Regions from separate parts of the Homo sapiens genome. Here region 2 is linked to region 1. The links are chromatin loops, found by intact Hi-C in ENCODE. Cell type or tissue: Caco-2. All regions are shown on one strand. Links, peaks and the distances in the headings refer to the core of each region. The heading gives the core; the rest is flanking DNA. Region 1 overlaps NOL10 (nucleolar protein 10). Region 2 overlaps NOL10 (nucleolar protein 10).

Region 1 (12,854 bases), core at 1,983-9,982:
CATAGCTATAAACTCTGAGGTTTCAAAGTTAACAGGGCTGCTGTGCCTATGGAGTAGCCATTCTTTTATTCCTTTACTTTCTTAATAAACTTGCTTTCACTTAAAAAAAAAAGTTAACAGGAATTCTGAATAACTATGGAACCACTGAGAGAAGATGGTATACAGAAAACACTAATTTAGGAAGAAAAAGACTTTGCCAGTAAATTGTGAGCAATTATTACTCTGTTAAGAATGACCTTACTTCCTCCATGATAGGGCATACACATTCTGGGGTTTCTCTCAATGTACTTTCAATGTGCACTTGTAAAAACTTGTTCTGTCTAGGCTATTTGGAAAGACAAGCTGAGTTTTGGAACAAACCATGGCAGAAGATCAGACACAGACAGAGACCGTGTGTGGAGGTTTCTACATTAAAGAAGTTCCACTTCCCTCCCTTTGAAAGTCAGTTTACTGAAAGCGTTTGCTAACCCAGCAGTTCCACAGCCTGCTTCTTGAGTGTGACTTCGGTCAGAGATGACCTAAGTAGACACTGCTGTAGGAACACCTGAAAATTCCTTATTGAACAGAAAAACAAAAGGCAGAACACCACACTGCATGCGCTTCTCAGCATGTTTCTTCCAGGACACTGGCAGGTGGCAGAGGAGGATGGCAGAATTGGCCTTTCCCTCCCCCTCCTCTCCCCTCCCCCGCTCCCTGCCCCGCCCCTGCTTCTTTTCCCTGCCTAGGCTTTACTTTAGGTCTGACAGCCATGGGGGACTTTTTCACTGGTGTATAGTAAAGGATTCTAGGGGAAAATCTAATTGGAACAAGCAGATAAAAACAATCCCCAAACTTGTGATTGCTAAGAAAATAGATACAGGCTTTACAATGTTGAAAGTGGGTAGAATTACTCAGTGTAGAATGCAGAAGGCTCCCAGGGGAAGAACCTAAATTATTAGTAAATTTATCTTAAAATAAAAAGGAAAGTGGGCAGAAACTACTAGGAAGAAAATCAAATTAAATATTTAGATGCACCAGGGAGGCTAATTTACTTTGGGGTTTTAAAATACGAACACACGCGCACACACACATATTTAATTAAAACTCAATGCTCCTCAGATGAGAGGTTTTGAATCCCGCTGCATGGAAGGGGCGGTGTGGGGGTGGAGGTCATATTCATAAAGGCATGTGCTTCAGGACAAAATTGAGAAGAGTTAATTAACTCTAATTAAAGGAGCCCTCACTCCATAGTCTACACCGGAGGGAATAAACTAGAAAATGGAGAAAGAGAATCCACAGATAAAGGATTAAGTATTTTTTAAATTTAATTTTAAGTACTTTGCTTTAAATAACTACCTTTGACAAATATTTACATATGCCATAAGGTTTAGTAAAAACTTTATTTGAATGCTTTCCGTTTCCATGTGTTGCTTCAAAGGCCCTATTTCAAGAGACTTAAACTCAGGCAACCACGAAATCTGATGCCTCATCTATAGGCATAACGAAGATGTAAAAGATTCTTAATATCCGGCGTTGCTGGAGTGTGGGGAAACAGGCGCTCTGGCCAGAGTGCAAAGTGCTCAAGCCTTTTTGGAGGGTGATCTGGCAGTCTCTTATCGCATACCCCCGCTGATCCAGCAAACTCCTACTAGGAATACGCTTTAAAGAAATACTTGTCCGTGTGCATACACACATTTGCGACTGTGAAAGGGGAAAGAGAAAAAGCAGCAACCTCAACACCCATCGTCAGAGAACAACATACATCCCAGCACACCCACCTTATGAAGTATTTATGCAGCCAGAAGGTAAGCCTACTGTACGTACAAAGAAACGTTTCCAAGACTTGCTGCTAAACAAAAAGAGCAAGTTAAAACAGTATAATTAGGCTGGGCACAGTGGCTCATGCCTGCAATTCCAGCATTTTGGGAGGCTGAGGCAGGAGGATGTTGTGAGGCCAGAAGTTCAACACCAGTCTGGGCAACAAAATGAGACCCCATCTGGACAAAAAATTTAACAATTAGCCGCATGTGGTGGCCTGTAGTCGCAGCTACTCAGGAGGGTGAGGTGGGAGGATCATTTGAGCCCAGCAGGTCGAGGCTGCAGTGAACCATGATTGCGCCTCTGCACTCCAGCCTGGGCGACAGTGTGAGACCCATCTCAAAAAATAACATGAGGAGTATGAACCATTCATGTTAAAGAAAAAAAGCTACAGGTATAGATGTGTGAGTGTGAACACATACGGGAATGAATGCATTTTTTAAAAGAGAGAAGTGTGGTGCACACACAGCCATGACCTCAGGGAGGGAGGTGGGGGACAGGAGAGGCTTTAACCTTCAGCCCACACTCTTAAGTGTTACAATGATAACATGCCTACATAGTACTGAGGACGTATTCCTTGAGTAATACAAGATTCTCTTTTTAAAAATGTAAGCCTGGAATTTAATTACTTTCCAGATTAGATTTTTAAATGCTTATATTAAAACAAAGCTGCATTACCTCAGCTCTTATCCACTATCAGAGGAATGTGAGCTGAAGAGTAAAAACATGCCATATTAATTCACAAAGTGGATAATGTTGCAGACACGATAAAAAGCTCACCCAAAGCTACCAAGCTACCCGGTGAAGAAGATGAGCTCCCCAAAGGCAGGGACTGTCTTAAACATCTTTGAATTTCTAGGACCTACCACAGGGCAGGTACTTCAAAGAATGCTTTCATAAATGGAACTGAAAGGCTGCCTGGCAGCTAATATTGACTACCCAAGGAGAGAAGTTATCCCCATCTACTGAAACGTGGAGAGTTTTCATTCTAAGGACTCTCTTTCTCCACTGTTCACCAACACACACAGCTCCACTCCTATACCTTGCAGGTCATGGCTGCTCCAGATACCAGAAAAGGCTGATGTGCCCAGATTCCTGAGGCCAACAAGCATGGCCTTCCCAATCTTTCTACCTCTAACCAGAATGATGTCCCCTATGTTCACGCATCTGGACTTCTTTCCTCCATGTCTCTGAGGATGCATACCTTGTCTTTTCTGAGGCTCTCCTTACCTGGTACTCGGGCCCACTGCCACCCAGTTCCTTACCAGATGCCACTTTATCAACTGACTCAATTCTCTCCATTCCTTACTACCCACTTTCTGTGGCTGAGTCTTCTCTGCCTACTAACAAATCACATCTCTCAAGTCTATAAACCGCTTTCCATCAAGTTATTGGCTTTCATCCCTTTCTTTCACTACCAAACTTCTTGAAAGACTCACCGACACTAACTGTTTACTGTGTTTTCTATCTCCCAGTCACTTGTGTCTCTATTGCAGTTGGCCACTTGGCAGGACTGAGAAACGAGTGCCAGTGAGGCCATCCGCATACTGGCCTTTTCCCAGCCTTCATTCCTGGGCCTCTCTACTCCGATGGGTGTCAGGACCACTCCCTTCCCTGAGACACGCTCCAGGTTTGGCCCTTTCCAGTTTTCCTCTCAGCTTGTTGACAACTCCAGTATCTTTACTGTCCATCTTCTCCTCTGTCTGCTTTCTAACAGAATTTTTAGTTCTAGGCAATCAGTACATCTGTGAATTCTCTAAAATTCTATGTAAATACATCACAGGCATTTGTATTTTTCTCTAGAGAGGTGTATGGTATGGATTTTATCACAGATTCAAGTAAAATATTTGTTTTTCCCCAAGCTTCCATTCTTAGCCCTAATCTTACTTTATACAATGACGCTAAATCTCTTTTCATTCGTGATCTTGACCACACAATAAACGCTGGTATCTCTCAAACTGACATCTCCAGCCTCCTCTTCCTGGGCCCGATGGACACTGCCATTGGTTTACTGAATGTGACACAGAAGACGCATGGGCTCCTTTATTTAATGTGCACAAAACCCAGCTCATTACTTTTAGCCTTAAACCTATTTTGCATTCTGTATTTTTTACCTCAATGGCAACATTACTAGACATCTCTACGTCATCCCTGACTATTCCCTTCTCCTTTGATATTATTAGGAACTGATGGTGGAGTTTGTGCTCCTTTTTCTTTCTCACTCTTAGTCTTCTGGTCTGTCTGCTCCTCTCCACCCCATCGTTCAGGCCTGTGGCCCTTCTAACTGGGATGATTCTAATGGTTTGAGAGCTGGTCTCTGGGTGTCCAGGTTCTCCGCACATTGTCTTTCTAAAATGGAGATATTCTGCTAATGGGTTTCTGGGAATAGGGACTTTTTATGCCTATGTTTTTATTTGCTACAACAAACATGCACTGCTTTTATTACAAAAGTATTTACAACACTAGGGGAGGGGTTGGAATAGATTGGATCCCATTCATCTAAGCTGTAAGATCGTGGCTTTCCAGTGCTTGCTCGGCTACCCCTTCAGGCACCCCATGCTCTGGCTGTAGGAAGGCACCCCCAACCCTTCGCATGGCCTGCCTGTGGCTGCACCGTGCCTCTGCCAGGAATGCTATCTTTCCCACCAGCCCTGAATGCTCCACTCTGCATCTTTCCACAACCAGTTTCCATATGATTTCAAGGCTCCCCAAATTCAGCTCCTTCCTTCTTATGCTCCTTTCCCATGAGCGCTTCAGGTACGCAGGCCATGTCGTTCTTCCCATCCCCTGGGTCTAGAATGCTGGTATGCTCGCACTGAGCAGTTGATAAATGCTTGATGAATGAATGGGTGGTGGAGAGGCTGATAAGTGGATGAACAGACTCACAAACAAAGTTAGCCCACTGTAAGGCATAAAAATATGTGTCAACAGACACACGTGTTTATCTAAAGCCATATGACCACACCAAGCAACGCAGACAGCTCACTCAAGTCTCCAGCTACCATTCACGATCCACCTTTCCCTTTATAGAAACATTTTAAAGCTAGGCAAGTCCAAGTGAACATTTAAATATAACACATTCAATCTGATGTTGTCTCTTGTTGACTGGCTTGCGGTAACTTGCAGAATAAACATACAGAGTCACTTTAGTTCTCTGAAGGATCGTGGTTTAATGCTTCACCAAATACTCATGTAAATATTATCACTTATATAGTTCTCAAAAAGGATGTTTAACTTAGTGATATTTAACTTAGTAAGAATGTTTAACTTGGTGATATTTAACTTAGTAAGAATGTTTAACTTGGTTATATTTAACTTAGTAAGAATGTTTAACTTGGTGATATTTAACTTAGAATGTTTAACTGCAGTTTATTCACCTCGCTATGGGTTATTCTTAGATACAAATTTTTATCCTCTTTGTTTTATACCTCCATATCCTACTACAGCCCCCAGGCAAAAGGAAGAATGTTAGAGAGATTAGTCAGACCGCCTACCCCCAAATCACAGCCTCCTGTTGCTGTGGTTACACTCAAAACAACTGCTCCCAGATTTTCCTGGTCAATGGCTATGGGGAAAAGGAGTCCTTTCTCAGCAGATCTTGAAGGAGTAACTTCTGAGTTGCCTGATGTGTTGTCATGGCAAAAAAGATTCACAGTTTCAGCAAGTATTTCTCAAGTGCCCACTCTATTCTAAGTACTTATTCAAGAGCCAGAGATAAAGCAGTAAATAGAGCAAGACAAAAACAGCATATACTCAACAAATAAACTTACTCCACAGAACCAGAACAGCACAAACCAAGCAGGACTCCCAGTAAAACACCTACACATAACAGCTGTATAAAAAGTGAGGCTGCACACGCTGCTGGAGAATGTAAAATGGCACAGCCTGTGGACAAGTTTGCCGGTTTCTGAAAAGGCTAAACATAGAGTTACTATATGACCAGCAATTTCTTCCAATTCTTGCACATAGATGAAAACATATGCAAAACACATGTAAAACTGTATAAACCAATGTTCATAGCAGCATTATTCATAATAGCCAAAAAGTGGAAACTACCCAGATGTCCATTAACTGACGAAGGGATATAAACTGGTCTATACATACACTGGAATATTACTTGGTAATAAAAACAAATGGAGTGGAGTTGTCCCTTGGTATCCGCTGGGGAATTGGTTCCAGGACCTCCCTTGGATACTAAAATCCATGGATGCTCAAGTTGTATAAAATGGTGTGGTTATTTCCATATAACCTGTGCACACCCTCTCCTATATGTTAAATTATCTGTAGATTACTTATAATACCTAATACAATGTAAATGCTACATGCATAGTTGTTATACTATTGTTTAGGGAATAAAGTCAAGAAAAAAGTCTGTACACGTTCAGTACAGTTACAAATTTTTTCTGAATATTTTCAGCCCATATTGGTTGAATTTATGGATAAGGAACCCTTGGATACAGAGGGCTGACTACACCGATAGATGCTACAACACGGATGAACATTAAAGACACTGTGCTAAGGGAAAGAGGCCAGCCACAAAGGGCCACACATTATACAGTTCCCTTTACATGAGATGTCAGAATAGGCAAATCGATAGAGACAGAAAAGTAAACTAGTGGCTGCCTCAGGATGGGAGATGGGGTAGGGTAAATGTGGGGTGACTGCCCATAAGGCGTGGGGTTTCTTTTTGGGGTGATGACAATGTTCTAAAATTAAGGTGATAGTTCCAGAACTCTGTGAATATACTAAACACCAGTGAACTGCATGCTTTAAGCAGATGAATTGTATGTTACATTACTAACAACCAGTGAACTGCATGCTTTAAGCAGATGAATTGTATGCTACATTACTAACAACCAGTGAACTGCATGCTTTAAGCAGATGAATTGTATGTTACATTACTAACAACCAGTGAACTGCATGCTTTAAGCAGATGAATTGTATGTTACATAAATTATATCTCAAGAAAGTGGTTATTTTAAAAAGTGAGGTTGGTCAGTAAAGAAAACACCTTCAAAAGATACCAAGAACATTATAGTTGGCCCTTGAATGACATGGGTTTGAACTGCACTGCTCCACTTACACGCAGTTTTTCCAATAAAAGTTAACACCATTACTCGCCTCCCCTGCCTCCCTTCCACTTCCTCCTCTTCTGACTCTGCCTTCCGAGACAGGAAGACCAATCCCTCCTCTTCTTCCTCTTCAGACCACTCAACATGAAGACAACAAGGATGAAGACCTTTACAATGATCCTCTCCTACCTAATGAATAAATATATTTTCCTTTCCTTATGATTTTCTTAATAACATTTGCTTTTCTCCAGCTTATCTTATTGTATGAGTACAGTATACAATACATAGAACATACAAAATATGTGGTAATTGACCCCTGACTGTTAAAAATTCTGGTTACCAGTAGGCTATTAGTAGTAAAGTTTTTGGGGATATTCTAGGTTCTCAGTCACCAAGAAGGTTTAAAAAAAAAATGAAGTTTTCAGGAAATCAAAAGTTGTATGTGTTAGGTCTAGACTTTCTAGTGAAAATAAATAACACAAAAAGTTAAATGTATATATATATACATATATATATACATATATATACATATATATACATATATATACACATATATATACATATATATACATATATATACATATATACACATATATATACATATATACACATATATACACATATATATACACATATATATACACATATATATACACATATATATATACATATATATACATATATATATACATACATATATATATATACACATATATATATATATATTTTTTTTTTTTTTGAGATGGAGTCTAGTTCTGTTGCCAGACTGGAGTGCAGTGGCGTGATCTCAGCTCACTGCAACCTCTGCCTCCCGGGTCCAAGCAATTCTCCTGCCTCAGCCTCCTGAGTAGCTGGGACTACAGGCACGTGCCGCCACACCCAGCTAAGTTTTATATTTTTAGTAGAGACGGGGTTTCACCATGTTGGCCAGGATGGTCTCCATCTCCTGACCTCATGATCTGCCCCCCCCTTGGCCTCCCAAAGTGCTAGGATTACAGGCGTGAGCCACCGTGCCCGGCCTAAATGCACATTTTTTACTTTGCAGGGGGTTGGCACTCCTAGCCCTCGAGTTGTTCAAGGGTCAACTCTACTAGCTTCTTTATTCATGGACATATCTTTAGTTAGTTCATCAGAACCAGAATTTTGAGGTGCTTCTGAATTCTAAATTCAAGGATTCACTACATCTGGTGTTGCAGATATTTGCTAGAAGCTGGTGAAATAAAGATGAATAAAACATATCTCAACCCCAGAAACAATTCCACCTGTTCACTGATGTCCTCCCCACCCTTTTCCTCCTCCCACTTCGGAGAAAACACCTTCTCCTGCACGGAGAGCTGGGAGCTGGAGAAGTACAAGGTACAGAAATGTACTGACCCCAGCCTAACACCTTGTCTATTCTGCCCACTCCTCTTGCTCCACCTCAAGACTGCTCCCTTGGCTCCCCAGACATTCCACTATTCTTTTAAGACATCTCCTGTGACCGTCTATCATATTCCAATCTTGTGCATCAATACTTTGCCTAGGAATTCTCAAAGCAGAGACTTGCATAATTTAGAGTTTACATACAACTTGGGCTTGACACCTAGCTTGTTCCTGACTCAGACTCCTGACAACTGAAAATTATTCAAATAAAACTACCTTTTTTGGGGAAGGTTAATTTTTTTGGAAGGGTGGTAAATATTTATAACATAAAACTTACCATTTTAACCATTTTTAAGTAGACAGTTCAGCAGCATTAAGTACATTCACACTGTTGTACAACCACCACTACCAACTATTTCCAGAACATTTTCATAATCCAACCTGAAACTCTGTACCCATGAAACACTCGGCAACCACCATTCTACTTTCTGCCTCTTTCTACATATTTGCCTATTCTAGAATACTACTCTTTTCGATCTCTCAATTTTCCTGAAAAAGACTTAAAATTTCTGGCAAATTTTCCAAGTAACCTTTTCAATAACCAGGTAAAGTGAGATGGGGTAAACATAACCGAGGTTCTAATTTTTTAAAATAACTTTGTGAAGAAGCAGAAAAGTTGTCATCTCCTAGCAACCACTGTCCAAAAGGCTTCAAACCACTGATCTGTAGGGCACAGAGTAAGTATTTGTAGGTGAGGGAACCCCATGGGGAAAAAACAAGGACAAGGAAAGTGTGTGGCTTCTGCAGCTTAAAAGTGTTCCACTGATACTCATAAGGCTCTCTCTACCCTGTATTTTACTGCATGTAAACTATACCTCAAAAAGTTGTGACAAATAAGTAAATCCCCTAGAGACCAATGTACTTCAATAGCGACGCTCCCCTCAGGCCTCCTGGGTGCTTCCCTCACATCACCTCCTGCACGGCCTTACCTCCCCTGCTTCCCTCGTCCCCTCCACCCTCTGCACCTCCATCATCCAAAGACAGAAATGTCATCTTTAGGGCAATGTGCCAGAGAGGAAAAGCAAGGGCTTGGTTACATGTCAACTGTGCGCTCAGGCAGTGCTACTCACTTCATCAGTTTCTGCTTTGTGGCAGAATCTTTGAAGCTTCTAAATTCTTCTCCTGCTTTGATCTCATAAAACTGGGGCTTTAGGACTGTCTGCTGGTCCTCCTTGAGTCGTTCCTGCCGCTTCACTTTTTCCTCCTGCTGGAGGAGTCTGCGTTGCTTCCTGACCTCTTCAACCCAGGCTTTTTCATCATCTGAACTCTCCGAACTTTCTGCATCACTTGGTTTTCCTTCCGGCTCTTCCTCCTCTTCCTGAGAATAAAAATAGTAAGCAGCAACTCCTTTCCCCCAGTCAAACACAGACCCCTTGGTTTCTCTGAAGCAGCACTGGCCCATTAATGAGTGCCTAACAGCTGCTCTACTGCATGCATCAGGAGAAATGCCTTTAAATAAATAAGATAATACTCCTAAGCCCAATGTCAAACACTTAATATGGAATTAATTACATCTCAAGTATAATCAAAGACTCTTCTAACTTACAAAGAAAACATTACATTAAAGAAACAGTAGCAAATTCTAACTGATAAGGAGTACATTACTTTTTCACGAAGTTCTTGTTGCTCTAAGAGTCTTAGTTTCTTCTTCCTTTTTTCACTAATTTTTGAAACAAGTGGATTCAGAAGCCTAAATTCTTCACTCTCTTCATCTACTTGGAAGTCAGGGTTCTCAAACATAACTTTAAATCGATCATCGGTGAGAATATTAGGAAGACTCTACAAGGAGGAAAAAGTACGTAAAAATTTAAGTTAATATCTGACTAAAATTTGACCAGAAACATGGTTTTAAAACACTGATTCTATTATAAGTTAATAAGCGGCATGAGGCATACATTATTAACTCATTATGAAATTTCTTCCAGGACTTTCAACGTGCCCCTAGGTTTTAGCTGCCACCACCAAAACAACCTCTATTAATCTACTTTGCAGATGCTCTACACCACTTGGCCATTACACACAATGAGCCAAGAATGACCCTTTTGGCTAACTTTATGCTTAACAGATTAGAAAGAATTTCTTCAATTAACATTTTAATGCAAAAAAACACCTTTCAAGAAGATACTAGGTTTTTAAAAAGTGGCTTTTATTATTTTTTAGAGATACGGTCTCACTCCAGGCTGGAGTGCAGTGGCACAATCACAGCTCACTGCAGCCCCAACCTCCTGGGCTCAAGTGATCCTCCCACCTCAGTCAGGCTCCCAAGTAGCTGGGACCACAGGTGCACCACCGCACCCGGCTAATTTTTTATTTTTTGTAGAGATGGGTCTCACTATGTTGCCCAGGATGGTCTTGAATTCTTGGGCTCAAGCAATTTCTCGTGCCTTGGCCTCCCATAGTACTGGGATTACAGGCATGAGCCACTGAAAACAGGGCTTTTAAATAAAGCTTAGTTACTACACTGACTTAAAATAAGCAATTCTTTCAACTTCAGATTCCAAAACTGGGAGAGGAGGTATACAAAGTCAGTAACTCACATGGTGGGATGCAGGAAGCTGGTGATGTCAGTTTACCGATTCCAGCTGAGTTACTGGGAAACAGAAGGGACGTTTCCATCCCCTACAGGGTTGTTTCATCAATATTCCCCCTCAGGTCAACTAATTGTTGTCAAAGGATATTGTGTATCCTTCAGATACAAAAACTTTGGCTACTGAGACCCATTTAGATAGCTCAGGACTGATACTAAATTCCTTTTTATTTGTACCATTTTCAATGGAAAGTTTTCTAAACTGTACTGTAAACTTACCTGTTCACTTAAGTAGATGACAGAGAATCTTACACATTTAGGACTGTCTTATTGTTCCTTCTCTGCTACAGGCTTGGAAGCCAGATGAAACGGCTTACTCAGAATTGTTTGTCAATCAGAGTAAACAGCCCTGAACACTGCTGGAAAAAGCTGACCTGTTTGTGATGGACTCTGACTCTGCTGAACAGACTACTTTACTATTTCTCCACTGTTGAGAGTAAACAAGATTGCAGGCAGTTGAGTTCTGAATATTATTTGTGTGACAGACCTATACAAAAGTTTAGTAAATCATAAGATATTAAGGAACTTGGCCTGTTTATTATTTGTATGTACCTAAAAACAGATAAACCCTTACCTAAAATTCTAAGATATTAAATGCAGCAAGTTTCCCTGATTAAACATCATTTCCAAGAAAGACTTACAACGAAGGGAAAAAGAAAGGTAAGATCGAGTTCCTGATCCTAAACTAGTAAGGAAGAAAAAACACTGCAAACACGTGCTACTAGGCCTCTTCTGAGGGCTGCTCGGTAGTGCTGAAAGTGCCACAGGAGAGGACAGAAAAAGGAATCCCAACAAAAGACACCCCAGGAGGGGCCCTGGGGGGTGCAGCATCAGGGAGGGGGCTTGAAAGATGAGTAGGTTTCAACAAGTAGAAATCTGAAGAAACAGCATTTCCAGCCGATGGGAGTGGTGAATAGTCTGGCGACATAAGAATGATGCAATTTCAAAACAATTTTTTGATTGGGTCATACTGTAAAGGATTTTAAATACCATGACTGTTATTTTGAAGATATAAGGGGAAACCACTAGCGAAGAGGAGGAGGGGGAGGAAGAAGAGGAAGAGAAAAAGGAAGAGAAACGAAGGAGGGAGACAGGGAAGGAGGGAGGAAGGAGAAGATGGATGATCAACAGAAGTGTGCTTCAAGACTCCCAGATGACAGAACTGGCCAGGTGGTGGTTCATGCCTGCAATCTCAGCACTTTGGGAGGCTGAGGTGGGAGGACTGCTTGAGGCCAGAAGTTCAAGACCAGCCTGGGCAACATGGTGAGACGCTGTCTATACAAAATATAAAAAATTAGTCAGGCGTGGTGGTGCATGCCTGTAGTCCCAGCTACTTGGAAGGCTGAGGTAGGAGGATCGCTTGAGCCTGGGAAGTCAGGGCTGCAGTGAGTTGAGATCACACCATGTACTCCAGCCTGCGTAACAGAGAGACCTTGTCACAAACAAACAAACAAACAAACAAACAAACCAACCCAAAATTGTGCTTCAAAAGTCTGCAGCAGCCTGATGTCTGACGGACTGCTGAGTAAGAAGTTAGCATCATGAGAAGACTAAGAAGCCATTTTAAGAAACTGGCAAGAGAGACAGGGCCTGAATTAGGGCAATGGGAACAGACAGTTTTTAAGAAAGAATAATTACGAGATACAGTTCTAAATTAGAATTGACAGATCCAGCTATGGAGATGGGAGGGTTAAGAATTAAAAACAGGGTTAGAAACTTCTCTCAAACATGTAGCTTAAGCAACCAGAAAGCTGGCGACACTGAGTTAGAATCCATCACTGGAGAGCATTAGGAAAAAACGCAGGGGTGGAGTAAAGGGGAAGAAATCACGCTCCATTTAGGGCTGCCTATGCCTGTGGCACAGGGAGAAGAGCACCAGGATTCAGACGGACACCACTAGGTGTCTGGGAACGATGCGCCATGTCTCAGGAGAAGGGAGGGGGCTATGATGTAAATTTTGGAGTTATCTGTAGATA
Region 2 (12,854 bases), core at 2,525-10,524, 49 kb after region 1:
ACAGCGTAAGACTCCGTCTCAAAAAAAACAAACAAACAAACAAACAAAAAAAAACAAACAACAACAACAAAAAACACATCTTTTGGAGAGAGAGGGAGGGAGGGAGAGAGGGAGGGAGGGACAACTTTGGATACTATGCTCACTTCCAGGGTGACTGGTTGAATCGCATCCTAAACCTCAACATCACACAAAATACCCATGTAACAAACCTATACATGTACCCCCTGAATCTAAAAAAAGTTAAAATTTTAAAAAATAAAAATAATAAAAAATTAAAAATATACATCTGAATTCAAATTTGAACTCAATTTAAAGTAAATCATATTTTTCATTCAAATTTGTCTTTTTCCTCCTTTTAGAAGCTGTGAAAGGCGAGTGCTTCACTGCCTCCCATTGTCTGACAGCTCTTCCCACACCCTCAAACAATGAAAACTTTCGTCTTCAGGCCAATGTCCTATCATTTTCTGTACCTCATACAAGGTAGCTTTCTTGCATGATCTTACTCTTTTCCTAGATCCTAAAATCATGCCTTCTCTATCTAGATGATGCCTGGAAACACAATTCTTGAATTCTTTTCTGAGCTTTCTCCAACTTACCACCACTAGCAGAAATAACACACACAGGTACACTCTGCACATGAAGAGCCCCAAGACAGCCCCTTCACTGTGCTATCCTGACATTCTCGACCCCCATTCACAAGTGGAGTCACTGCCAACATTCTACTTAACCTTTATTCCTTTGATTTACAGTTGACTGAAACCAACAGAGCTCTTTTTGTTATAGATGCTGCTGCTGCTAGGCACCATCTCACCCATTCCGCTAACTGTATTTTTAAAATTGTTCCCCTTCTCCTACTCTATCCATTGCATTAAATATTTCTGAAGTTTAATTTCATTGGTTTAATCTCTTATATAAAGATCAGGTTCTAAAGTCAAGCAGATAAGACTAAATGGAATATAAGCAAACCTAAACTTGAAAGGCCCGTCAGAATTTCCATCTGGTGTTAGAATAGGACCAGATACAGCAGGAGACTTGCACCTGGTGACTACGTCATACCAAAAAATCCCATGTCTTAAATGACCAGAATCACACTCAGTGTGATGCTGTCATGCGCAGTATTAGGAAACAACACATTTAAGCAAACTTTTTCAAACAGTCTTCCTCATCTCAACTAAGAACACAAAAATAACCGAGTAACTCTTTTCTCAATTCTCCCAACAACGATCCATCACTGGAGCCATCCTAAATGCATGGGGGAGAAGGTAATTGATCACATAAACTGGATGCCTTAGGGAATTAGGAACACGTTTTCTCGGTTGAGAAAGGCCCTCTCATCTCAAGTTTAGTCCAGGACATATGCCCCCCAGAGCGAATGGACAGCCACGTAAGTGAAACTGCCTAAGAGTGCAAACATGCTCGCTTGCTCCCTCCACCTCTCCCCTACATACACCTCCCTCCCTCCCCCCACCACCCCTCCACCTCCAGCCTCCAACATCTTGAAGGGCTTTTATTGAAACTGATGTAAGCTAAATGAACTTCTGACAGGATTTCACTTTAAATCCAATCAGTAGCCACTAAAATATCCCAAATGCAAAGAAAATGTAACAGAAATGTTGGCAAGAATGTCTCTGACTAGTGAGATTTATAAATTTTTCATCTTTTTCTGATATTTATGTATTTTCAAAAATAACTATTACTTTATATTCATACAGAAAATATATTTTTTAATAATTTCCAAGAGTTTATAATAATAAAGAAATGTTTAGTGGGAAAAAAAACAAGATAAGAAACCATATTAACAAAGTTTCAGATTAAATATTGAAAAAATACAGCAAAATGTTAATGTTTGTCTTTAGGCAGTGGAAGGGTATTTGAGTTTTCTTCTACTCATCTGTATTTGCCATATTTTGTACAAAGAGTGCGCCTTGATGATATAATTGGGGAAAATGAACTTCACTTTAAAAAATCAGACTTCTTATTTAAACAACCAGATGTTATCACTGCTTTCTGTTTCAATAGTCAATGGCAAAACTAATGGCACAACAGACCTCTCTCAATCTATATCTTAAGTGATTATCAGACTAAACAATCCCAAATCATGTCTTAACTCATTTTCCTTGCTCACATTCACAAGTTTGTCACAATCTTTTCCGTGTATAGCTTTATTTTGCTCAACATGATATTCCCTTCTAAAAGCTAAATAAAAGTCCATGCTCACACAATGCCATAATTATTATTCTTTTTCCCCTCAGTCCCCTGAGTAGCTAAAACTACAAATGCATACCACCATGCCCAGCTAATTTTTTAAAACATTTTGCAGAAAGAGGGTCTCACTATGTTGCCCAGGCTGCCTAGAAATCCTGGCCTCAAGTGATCCTCCCACCTCATCCTCCCAAAGTACTGGGATTACAGACATGAACCACCACACCCAGCTTAATGACTTAATTTTATCCAAATACTCTTTGCCACCCACGGACCCCGTGAATTCTGTTCATTACAAGAAATCAGCTGAACATGAGAAATGACTGAATGAGTATATCCATTCTACATAAATGCCTTACAATATCATTCCTCTTTTGTTGCTCAAGAAACTAGTGTTCGGAGAGAATAAGTAACTCATTCAAGGTCACATTTATAAATGGCAATGCTGGTATTCAAACTCGGGTCCAACCAATTCCAAAGTCTAAGTTATTTCTACTATGCAATGTGGAAGGAAGAAATGCTTTTTAGATCCAGCTGTCACCAACTTGCCATTTGACCTTAAACAATAACTTGCAGCTGGGCGCGATGGCTCACACCTATAATCCCAGCACTTTGGGAGGCTGAGGCGGGCGGATCATGAGGTCAGGAGATTGAGACTATCTTGGCTAACACAGTGAAACCCCGTCTCTACCAAAAATACAAAAAATTAGTCGGGCATGGTGGTGGCAGGTGCCTGTAGTCCCAGCTACTTGGGAGGCTGAGGCAGGAGAATGGTGTGAACCTGGGAGGTGAAGCTTGCAGTGAGCTGAGATCGTGCCACTGCCCTCCAGCCTGGGCGAAAGAGCAAGACACTGTCTCAGGAAAAACAAAACAAAAAAAAACCCAAAAACTTGCTTCCTCAGCTACAAATTAAGGGCTGGACTAGATGACCTTGGAGATCCCTTCTAGCTCTGATGGTCTATGCTCCAAAGCTTCCCCTTTCCTTTAAAGCACACTGATGAATCCTTTAGTGTGGACAAGATTTGAGCAACGACTTTCCCGTTTACATTCTGTCTGGAACATCGTTTGTATGCTGATAAATTCCCTAGGGAAGAGTTTTCTTTTCATCTGACACTACCTTCCCAAACAAAGAGAATATGTTGCTACTGGTACTATAAAAGAGCAATTTCTGGCAAAATTACATCTGTCAGTATGTCTAATAGGGCTCTGCTTAAATGTGCACTTTAGATGAAAGTGTGATCTATCATTTTTAGGATTCTACACGGACACTAACAGATTCAGGGCCATTTCAACATATACTAATGGGGCAAAGAGATCTCTTACTGGGGACTTCTCCAGAATATCAATTTAGTAAACATAAATGATCCTACATTGTTGGCTTTGAACTGAAATACATCAGCTGGACCAATCGTGGTCCTGATTCAAACCCAAATCTTAGGGAATGACGTGTACAGCACTCCCAGCAACTCCAGTTAAAAGCATGGAGAGAAAAACAAAAGGCATTCTTTTCAATCTTTAAAACATACAATAAGGCTGTCATACTCTAGATGCAAAGCCAACTTCTGCACAAATTCCAAAAAAATTAAGACAAAAGCTAAATGCCCTTGCTTTCATATTCTCCTTTTGGATTTTTATAGGAAAAAAAAGTTTAATTAACCTATCTTCTTAACAGAATCACTATTAAATCTTTTGGACAAGGTATTACTTTTAAAAATTTGTTGGCACTCCCAAACACAACGATTGCATCATACCACCATTCTCAGATGTGGCTGACAAGAAGGCACTGTCAGAGCCAAAGAACTGATGCTAATCCTACTGTATGAAAATTATACTCTGGCACACATGAACCATGTTCTCCCTGTTTTTTTTTTTTTTTTAGATGGAGTTTCGCTCGTTTGCCCAGGCTGGAGTGCAATGGCACGACCTCAGCTCACTGCAACCTCTGCCTCCCAGGTTCAAGCGATTCTCTTGCCTCAGCCTCCCTAGTAGCTGGGATTACAGGCATGTGCCACCACATCCAGCTAATTTTGTATTTTTAGTAGAGACGGGGTTTCTCCATGTTGGTCAGGCTGGTCTCAAACTCCCGACCTCAGGTGATTTGCCCGCCTCGGCCTCCCAGAGTGCCTTTCTATATTTTAATAGTAGTAGCAGAAAAGGGCAAATGCAAAATTTCAATCTGGCATTAAGTACGGTCAAGAAGCACTGCAAACCAGCCATGGTCAAAGTACACAACCATTATCAAAGACGCTCCAAATTGCAGTAATCAGGTCACTCTCACTTGTGTGCTCATTAATTTTTCCACACCCATTAAGTGAGGGCCTACAGTATGACAGGCACTGCTTTAGGTGCTGAGGATATAACAGGGAAAAAGACAAAATGACGCCCCTGCATTCATGTCTTACATTACAATGGGGAAATATAGACGTAAAGAAGTAAATAAACGAAGAGAAAATATTTTAGGGCTCACGAGCCATATGGTCTCTGTCACAGCTACTCAACTTTGCCATTATAGTCAGAAAGTTGCATAGATAATACATAAATGAATGGGCTCACTGTGTTTCAATAAAACTTTATTTACAAAAACAGACAGCTGGTGTGTAGTTTCCCAAACCCCAGTCTAGAGTACACCCTGCAAGATCATCTGATTCTCATTCTACAGGACCTATTTTACAACTTTGCAAATTGTAAGTAACTGGAAGCAATGCAAAATAATTGTCTATAGACATGCAAATGAATTATGTCTGGTGGACAGTTTATACCTTTGGAAAAGGCCCCAAATAGTCCAAAATAGACCATTTTGTGTCTACTTGCACATTCCCAATTCAATATAACTTTATTCCATGTAAATTTGTCCTTTTTTACACTTTTCCTTTTAAAAGTTAAATTAAAATTTTACCTTTTGATTTAACCATGGGCCTGGTTCCCTCATTTAATTTACAGGTTAAATTAAAATGTGAAATTTTTAAATTTTAAAATATTATTTAAAAAAATAATAGCAACAGTGTCTTGGTTATGTTGCCCAGGCTAGTCTGAAACTCCTGGGCTCAAGTGATCCTTCGGCCTTAGCCTCCTAAAGTGCTGGGATTACAGGTGTGAGCCACCGCACTAGGCCTAAATTAAAATTTTAAGATGTATTTATTTCATCTCTATATGAGAATCATGATTTCATGTTTTGGGGAAGTTATCTTTTAGCAGTTTTGGAGGTCTCACTAAGATACCTGATGCACTCACCTGACAGAACCAGGAAAACTTCCTCATCAGAGTGTAACATACTTGGGCTCCTGAAATCCAAGCACAGTTGTCCTTGGCTCGCGGGGTGAATCCAAATGAACAGCAGAACTTGGCTGTGTCTGTCTTTCTTTTTTATTTTACTTAGTTATTCCGTTATTTTTTTGAGACAAGTTCTCACCATGTTGCCCAAGCTGGATTTGAACTGGGCTCAAGTGATTCTCCACTCCTGAGTAGTTGGGATTACAGGTGGGTACCACCGCAAAAGGCTCTAATTTTAAATTTCTTATCTAATAAAGCTTATGTAATATATAATTGATATATTAATTATATATTAATGTATCATAACATTGGTATTAATTATATATTGATATATTATTAATATACAGCCCATAAGTTATTCCCCACTTATGGTAACAGTGGCTGGGGATTTGGTTTAACAGCCCATAAGTTATTCCCCATTTATGGTGGCAGTGGCTGAGGATTTGGTTTAACAGTCTGACTATTTGGTGATCTTTGTAAATAGATTAATGCTTAATAGAGATCTATTCTCTGTTGAGTGAGAAGAAAACAGAATCTGATTCTTTAGTCTCTTTCTGCTTTTCTATTATGTAAGACTTTTCAAGTTGTAAGCAAAATAATGAGCCACTGGAAGGTTTTAAGCAGAAGAGTAACACAATCTGATTTATATTTGTTTTGTTTATATGTATGTGTGTGTGTGTGTGTGTGTATATATATATATTTATTATTATTATTTTAAGCAACAGGGTCTTGCTCTGTCACCCAGGCTGGAGTGCAGTAGCATGGTCATAGCTTACTGTAGCCTCAAACTCCTGGGCTCAAGGGATCCTCCTGCCTCAGCATCCCAAGTAGCTGGAACTACAGACACATGTCACCACACCTGGTTAATTTTTAAAACTTTTTGTGGAAATGGGGTCTCACTATGTTGCCCAGGCTGGTTTCAAACTCCTAGGCTCAAGCAATCCTCTTGCCTCAGCCACCCAAAGCACTGGTATTACAGGTGTGACCAACCGCACTGGGCCTGTTTTGTTTATATTTTTAATATTTTACATCAGTCTGGCTGTTACATGGAAAATAGGTTACAAGAGAGACAAAAGCAGAAGCAGAAAGATCAGTTATCCAGTATTACAGTAATCCAGAGGCCTGATGGAAGGGAAGCACTGAGAAATGGCTGGATGTGGAACAAAATCTGCAAACAGCTGATGGACTGGATGACGAGGCATGAAGTGGAGAGGAGAGGAAACAAGGATGGCTCCTGCGCTCTAAGCCTAGACAGCCGAGTGAGCAACAACAAGGCTTCAGCTGAAATGGAGACCCTGGCAGGTGGGGTGCAGGTGGGGAGCTGGATCAGAAGTTCTGATGTAGACACATTAAACAGGATGTGCTATTAGACATCCAAGTGGAGAAGCCGAGTAGACTGGTGGATATGTACCTCTGTAGCTCAGAGGGAAGGCTGGAGAGGGAAAATTGGACGTCATTAACACACAGCTGTTATATAAAGCCTAGTTATATAAAGCCTAGGCATAAACAAGCTCCCTGGGAGAGAATATAAATAAAGAAGAGACAAGGACTAAGTCCTAGCGCTCACTAACATTCAGAGGTCAGGGGAGAGAGGCAAGATCCGAAGTCTAGGACGTTATCAGCAGGAGGAGGAGCCAGTGAAGACTGAAAAGAGATAACTAGATGAAAGAAGGAATCCCAGGAGAATGTGGCCTTCTAGAAGCTGGGCACAGAGTTTTAAGGAGGCCTGGTCAACTGTGTTTCTAAATACCACTTGGAGATAAAGTAAAATGATGTGCATATGAGATGTATGTTCAAGGAGAAAGGGAGGATGACTGTACACGTCTGTCCAGGAAAAGCAATACAGGCTGAGTAGCCTGTTTCTAAAATGCTTGAGATCAGAAGGATTTTAAATTTTTGATTTTTTTTTTGGCTTTTGGAACATTTGTATAAAAATAATGAGATATCTTGGGATGAGACCCAAGTCTAAACATGAAATTCATTCATGCTTCATATACACTTTATACACACAGACTGAAGGTAATTTTATACCTTTAAACATTTTATATTTTTAATAATTTTTGGCAGGAAACAGACTTTAGGTTAAGTCTCATGTTTGGATTTTCCACTTGTGGAGTCATGTTGGCACTCAAAAGAGTTTTAAATTTTGGAGCGTCTGCATTTCAGATTTTTGGATTATAGAGGCTCAACCTCTACGTTCTCTATCGGCCAACATTCTCTCTACTGTTCTCTTTTGTTTCCAGAGATTGTGGGACAAATATGGTCATTCACTATTTTGCCCCAGATATGTGCTATGATCATAAGGCAAAGAAAACACCAAGTCTCCAACCCTGAAATTCAAATTTAAGATGAAGGTGGGGGAGATTTTTACAAATCTATATATAATATCTACACAGAAGAAGGGGGCTGATAAAATATCTACATAAAAAAGAGACTGATACAAAGTGCCTGACCCTTGACTTAGGGAAAATGCGTAGGAAGCCACTGAACCCTGCTGCCTTCCTTCACAGCGCTTAGTCACAGATCTGTTTATCACCACCCCTCACCTAGATTGTAAGCTCACAAGGGCGGTGAGTGTACAATAGAGAACATGTTGGTTTTCTTCACCAACATATTCCTGCAGCCTAGTACCGTACTCAATATATCCTTACTGAACAAATACAAGCACTTGTTGGTCTCCTACATTTACTTTTATAATATAGGAAGACAAAATAAAAATATTAAGAGACAAAATAGCAAAACACTCGTCCATCTAGGAATTTCATGTATTTCTTATTTTTTTTAAGAGAGTCTGTGTCACCCAGGCTGGAGTGCGGTAGCACGACCTCGGCTCACCGTAACCTCTGTCTGCCAGACTCAAGTTATTCTCATGCCTCAGCCTCCCAAGTAGCTGGGATTACAGGCACGTGCCAAAGCATGCTCAGCTATTTTTTTGTATTTTAGTAGAGACAGGGTTTCGCCTTGTTGGCCAGGCTAGTCTCAAGCTCTTGGCCTCAAGTGATCTACCCGCCTCGGCCTCCCAAAGTGCTGGGATTACAGGCATGAGCCACCATGCCTGGCCCATCCAGGAATTTTTGACACTTATTTTCAAGATACTGTCAAATCTACCGTTAAACTAAAACAACATATACTCTGGATAGCTGATAAAATATGGCATCTTTGGCCGGGCACAGTGGCTTACACCTGTAATCCCAATCCCAACACTCTAAGAGGCCGAGACAGGAAGACTGCTTGAGCCCAGGAGTTGGCGACCAGCCTGGGCAACATAGTGAAACCCTGTCTCTACAAAAAACCAAAAAAAAAAAAAAAAAAAAAAAAAACACCAAACAAAATTAGCTGGGTGTGGCGGCATATACCTGTAGTCCCAGATACTCGAGAGGCTGAGGTAGGAAAATCACCTGAGCCCAGAAAGTTGTGACGCTGCAGTGAGCCATGATCACACCAATGCACTCCACCCTGGGAGACAGAGTGCGACCTTCAATCAAAGAAAAAAAAAAAAAGTATCTTCTTAATGAAGCTGAGGAGTAAGGCTGTGTTCTTAAGACTTTGGAAAATTATGCCAAAACACACCAGAACAGTAATGTTTCAAATACTGAACTTGAAAAAAGATACCATCTATATAGGAAGAAGATCACATAGCGATGATTAAAAAGTATCCATAAGTACCTCTCTAACAGACAACAGTCATTGACATAGTCATGGAGTTTAGAACTAGACTAACAAATTCAATTCACCACAGACAGAAGTTAAAATTGTTTGCACCTAAATTTGTTTTTGTCACAAAACCCTTAGAGGCTGGGTGTGGTAGCTCACGCCTGTAATCCTAGCACCTTGGGAGGCCCAGATGGGTGGATCACTTGAGGCCAGGAATTCAAGACCAGCCTGGCCAACACAGCAAAACCCCATGTCTACTAAAAATACAAAAATTAGTCAGGTGTGGTGGTGCGTACCTGCAATCCCAGCTACTTGAGAGGCTGAGGTAAGAGAATCGCTTGACCCAGGAGATGGAGGTTGATTGTGCTACTGCACTCTAATCTGGGCCACGGAGCAAGACACTGTCTCAAAAAAAAAAAAAAAAAAAAAAAAACACACACACACACTAAAACCAAAAACCCTTACAGAAAAAAACCTGAGAAAAAGACTATAATATCTATTTGTATTTCTTCATTGAGCAAGAAAAAAATCTGCCAGACTGCAAATATTCATACATTTACTAGAAAAATGTCCATGCCATTTCCCTAAAACTGACTTCCCAAAGCTATAATGATTTCAAAAGCATCTCCCTGACAACCCCTAAAATTCTGCAGCACCTACTGCCTTGCCATCTTTACAGGTGCAGGAGCACAGATGTCTGCCCTAGCCCAGTGACTGAAGCCCTGAGGAGATACCAGCGTTGAACCCTGTGATGGCGTCAGAAGGCCTCACCTCTGCGGGGAGTGTGCTACCTACTCAGCTGAGAGGCTTAGAAACATTCACTAAACAACCTTTTATTACATTCCAAAAAATGTGGCTTCCAATTGTGCATTTCCTTTGGTTTGCGTGCCTCTGTGAAGCTGTGTGGTATGTATTTTTGAGGCCTTATGCTTCTTAACACATAGTGTCCTCTATTTGCGAAGACAGAGTTTTGTGGGTTTATGAACTGCTGGATAAGCTCCAGTGCGATTCTGAACAGACGCAGAAGCACTAGTGCAAGTTAGAAGGGTTCTTCATGTTTTTAACCGCCTCATTTGCAGGCTCCAAGAGTACTTTCCAAATTTTAAATTAAATGGTAAATGTTAAAATATTTAATCAGTGTTTTATTTTAAACAGTCAAAATATTTTAATAGAAATAATATAGGAGTTTCTTAAGAAAATGTTTGAAAATAAAATAACTGGCCAGGTGCAGTGACTTACACCTGTAATCCCAACACTTTGGGAGGCCAACGTGGGAGGATCGCTTGAGGCCAGGAGTTTGAGACCAGCCTTGGCAACACAGTGAGATCCTCTCTCTACAAAAAAACAGCATAAAAATTAGCTGGGCTTGGTGGCACATGCCTGTAGTCCTACCTACTCACAAAGCTGAGGCGGGAGGATGCTAGAGCCCCAAAGGATGAAGCTGCAGTGAGTTATGATCACGTCACTGCACTCCAGACAGGGTGACAGAGCAAGACCCTGTCTCATTCAAAAATAACGTAACGTGACGTGACGTGACGTGACGTGACGTGACGTAACGTAACGTAACGTAACGTAACGTAACAGTACCTAACTGCCATTCTTGAAAGCTGGGTGCAGTATTTATTCTTTATAACATCTTAAATAGTGACATTAAAAAAAGAAAAAAACAAAAACAAAGCACATACCCTTATAGCTGAATTCCCTTTTTTTTTTTTTTTTTTTTTTTTTTGAGATAGAGTCTCACCCTGTCACCCAGGCTGGAGTGCAATGGCATGATTTCAGCTCACTGCAACCTCCGCTTCCCAGGTTCAAGCAATTCTCCTGCCTCAGCCTCCCAAGTAGCTGGGATTACAGGTGCCCACAATGACCCCCGGCTGATTTTTTGTCTCTTTAGTAGAGACGGGATTTCACCATGTTGGCCAGGTTGGTCTTGAACTCCTGAACTCGTGATCCGCCCGCCTTGGCCTCCCAAAGTGCTGGGATTACAGGCGTTTGAGCCACCGTGCCTGGCCTTTTTTTTTTTTTTTTTTTTTTTTTTTTGAGACAGATTCTTGCTCCGTTGCCCAGGCTGGAGTGCACTGGTGTGGTCTCGGCTCACTGCACCCTCTGCCTTCCAGGTTCAAGCGATTCTCCTGCCTCAGCCTCCTGAGTAGTTGGGACTACAGGCACACACCACCACGCCTGGTTAATTTTTGTACTTTCAGTAGAGATGGGGTTTCACTATGTTTGCTAGGCTGGTCTCAAACTCCTGCCCTTAAGTGATCTGCCCATCTCAGCCTCCCAAAGTGCTAGGATTACAGGCGTGAGCCACCATGCCTGGCCAACTGAATTACTTTTATTCTTCTAAATCAAACAGCTTGGGCCAGGCGCGGTGGCTCACACCTGTAATCCCAGCACTTTGGGAGGCCGAGGCAGGCGGATCACAAGGTCAGGAGATCAAGACTATCCTGGCTAACACAGTGAAATCCCGTCTCTACTAAAAATACAAAAAATTAGCTGGGCGTGGCAGCGTGCGCCTATAGTCCCAGCTGCTGGGGAGGCTGAGACAGGAGAATGGCGTGAAGCCGGGAGGCAGAGCTTGCAGTGAGCCGAGATCCTGCCATTGCACTCCAGCCTGGGCGACAGAGCGAGACTCCATCTAAATCAAACAGCTTCCCAAACAAATAGTTTTCCTCCTACATTTTTCCTCAAGTTTACACATCCACATTACCAAGCAGCAAGCAATCACTCACACCCCAACCACCACCACCAAGCAATGAGTGGCTGCAGGAGTGCCCTGATATGCTAGGGGCTCGGAATTCAGGAGCATTTCCAACAGAAACACCATTAAGCAGAAAGGTTTTGGGTTGGGTGCCATAGGGGACTTGGATTCCCTCTGAAGTCTACATAGTTGCCAAGGATGTTAATTATAAAGAACTAACCTAAGATTAAATTATGTTTCAGAGGAAAAAGCAAGCTTGAAAAATTATTCTTGGCATTAGTCTCTGAAGCTGCAGACGAATTAGACCCTGGAGAAAACAAACAAACAAAACAATAGAACCTGGTCTCTGAGAGAATTAAAAAAATAAAAATAAAAATAAAAAATAAGGAAAGAACTGAGAAAATGGGACAGGGGCTGCAGACAACCCATTTGGTCTCAAAGGACAAGCTGGCTACAGAGATATCTAAGTGCCAGAAGGTGGTGTATCAGGAACTGCATTAGTTTATAAAGATTTCAATTACTCAAGAAAGATGATATCAGATAGGCAAAAATTAACAAGCTAAAAGAACACTAAGTTGCCTTCATCTTCAGTATGCCCCAAAGAGGGAGGGAAAAAGTTTTCAAACCTGATTTATAAGATGTTAATACAAATCACAGTCCAGGCTTCCTAAACTTGGCATGGATCATACATTAAACACACATTTCTTTGGTTCTATAGGCCTCAAATGAACCTTCCTGCCAAACGTCAACTTGGTACGTTTGATAAAATCTTATGAAAAATGGCAGGCTTTCAGACCCCTGGGCTCTCCCTTTGCTTTGAAGGAGTTTACAAAGAGCAGTTTCCAAGTAAAGACAAGTGGTGCTATAAAATATCACTCAGTACTGTGGGAGGGAGCAGGGCAGAAAGGTAGGTCAGAAAGGAACACTGAAGTCCAAGTTTCAGCATAATGCTTCGCTTAGCAAAAGCAACTTCTGCTCACACTGTCCCCATATGCAGCTCACCTAGGAGAGGGCTCTCTGGATGTTT

What was found. A loop is a pair of places that touch in the nucleus more often than their neighbours do. Peaks named below come from ENCODE experiments on the same cell type or tissue, not always from the same donor. Only the 100,000 strongest peaks of a DNase experiment are listed, where the experiment ranks them.
Region 2: it touches region 1 in a loop (2.7-fold over the local background); 2 of 110 quality-filtered maps call a loop at or near these places.

Annotation. Positions count from the first base shown.
Region 1 is chr2:10,579,682-10,592,535 of GRCh38, forward strand. It overlaps NOL10 (nucleolar protein 10), which reads right to left. Exons shown (of 21, transcript NM_024894.4): 18 at 9,897-10,070; 19 at 9,362-9,609. Among named protein-coding and RNA genes, the nearest start is that of NOL10, 100 kb to the right of the region's middle. RefSeq lists an enhancer at 9,512-10,711. In Caco-2, for the core only: no CTCF peak of the experiment used is centred there; DNase peaks (open chromatin) are centred at 4,710 and 5,300.
Region 2 is chr2:10,627,655-10,640,508 of GRCh38, forward strand. All of the region lies in intron 13 of NOL10 (nucleolar protein 10), which reads right to left. Among named protein-coding and RNA genes, the nearest start is that of NOL10, 56 kb to the right of the region's middle. In Caco-2, for the core only: no CTCF peak of the experiment used is centred there; a DNase peak (open chromatin) is centred at 7,097.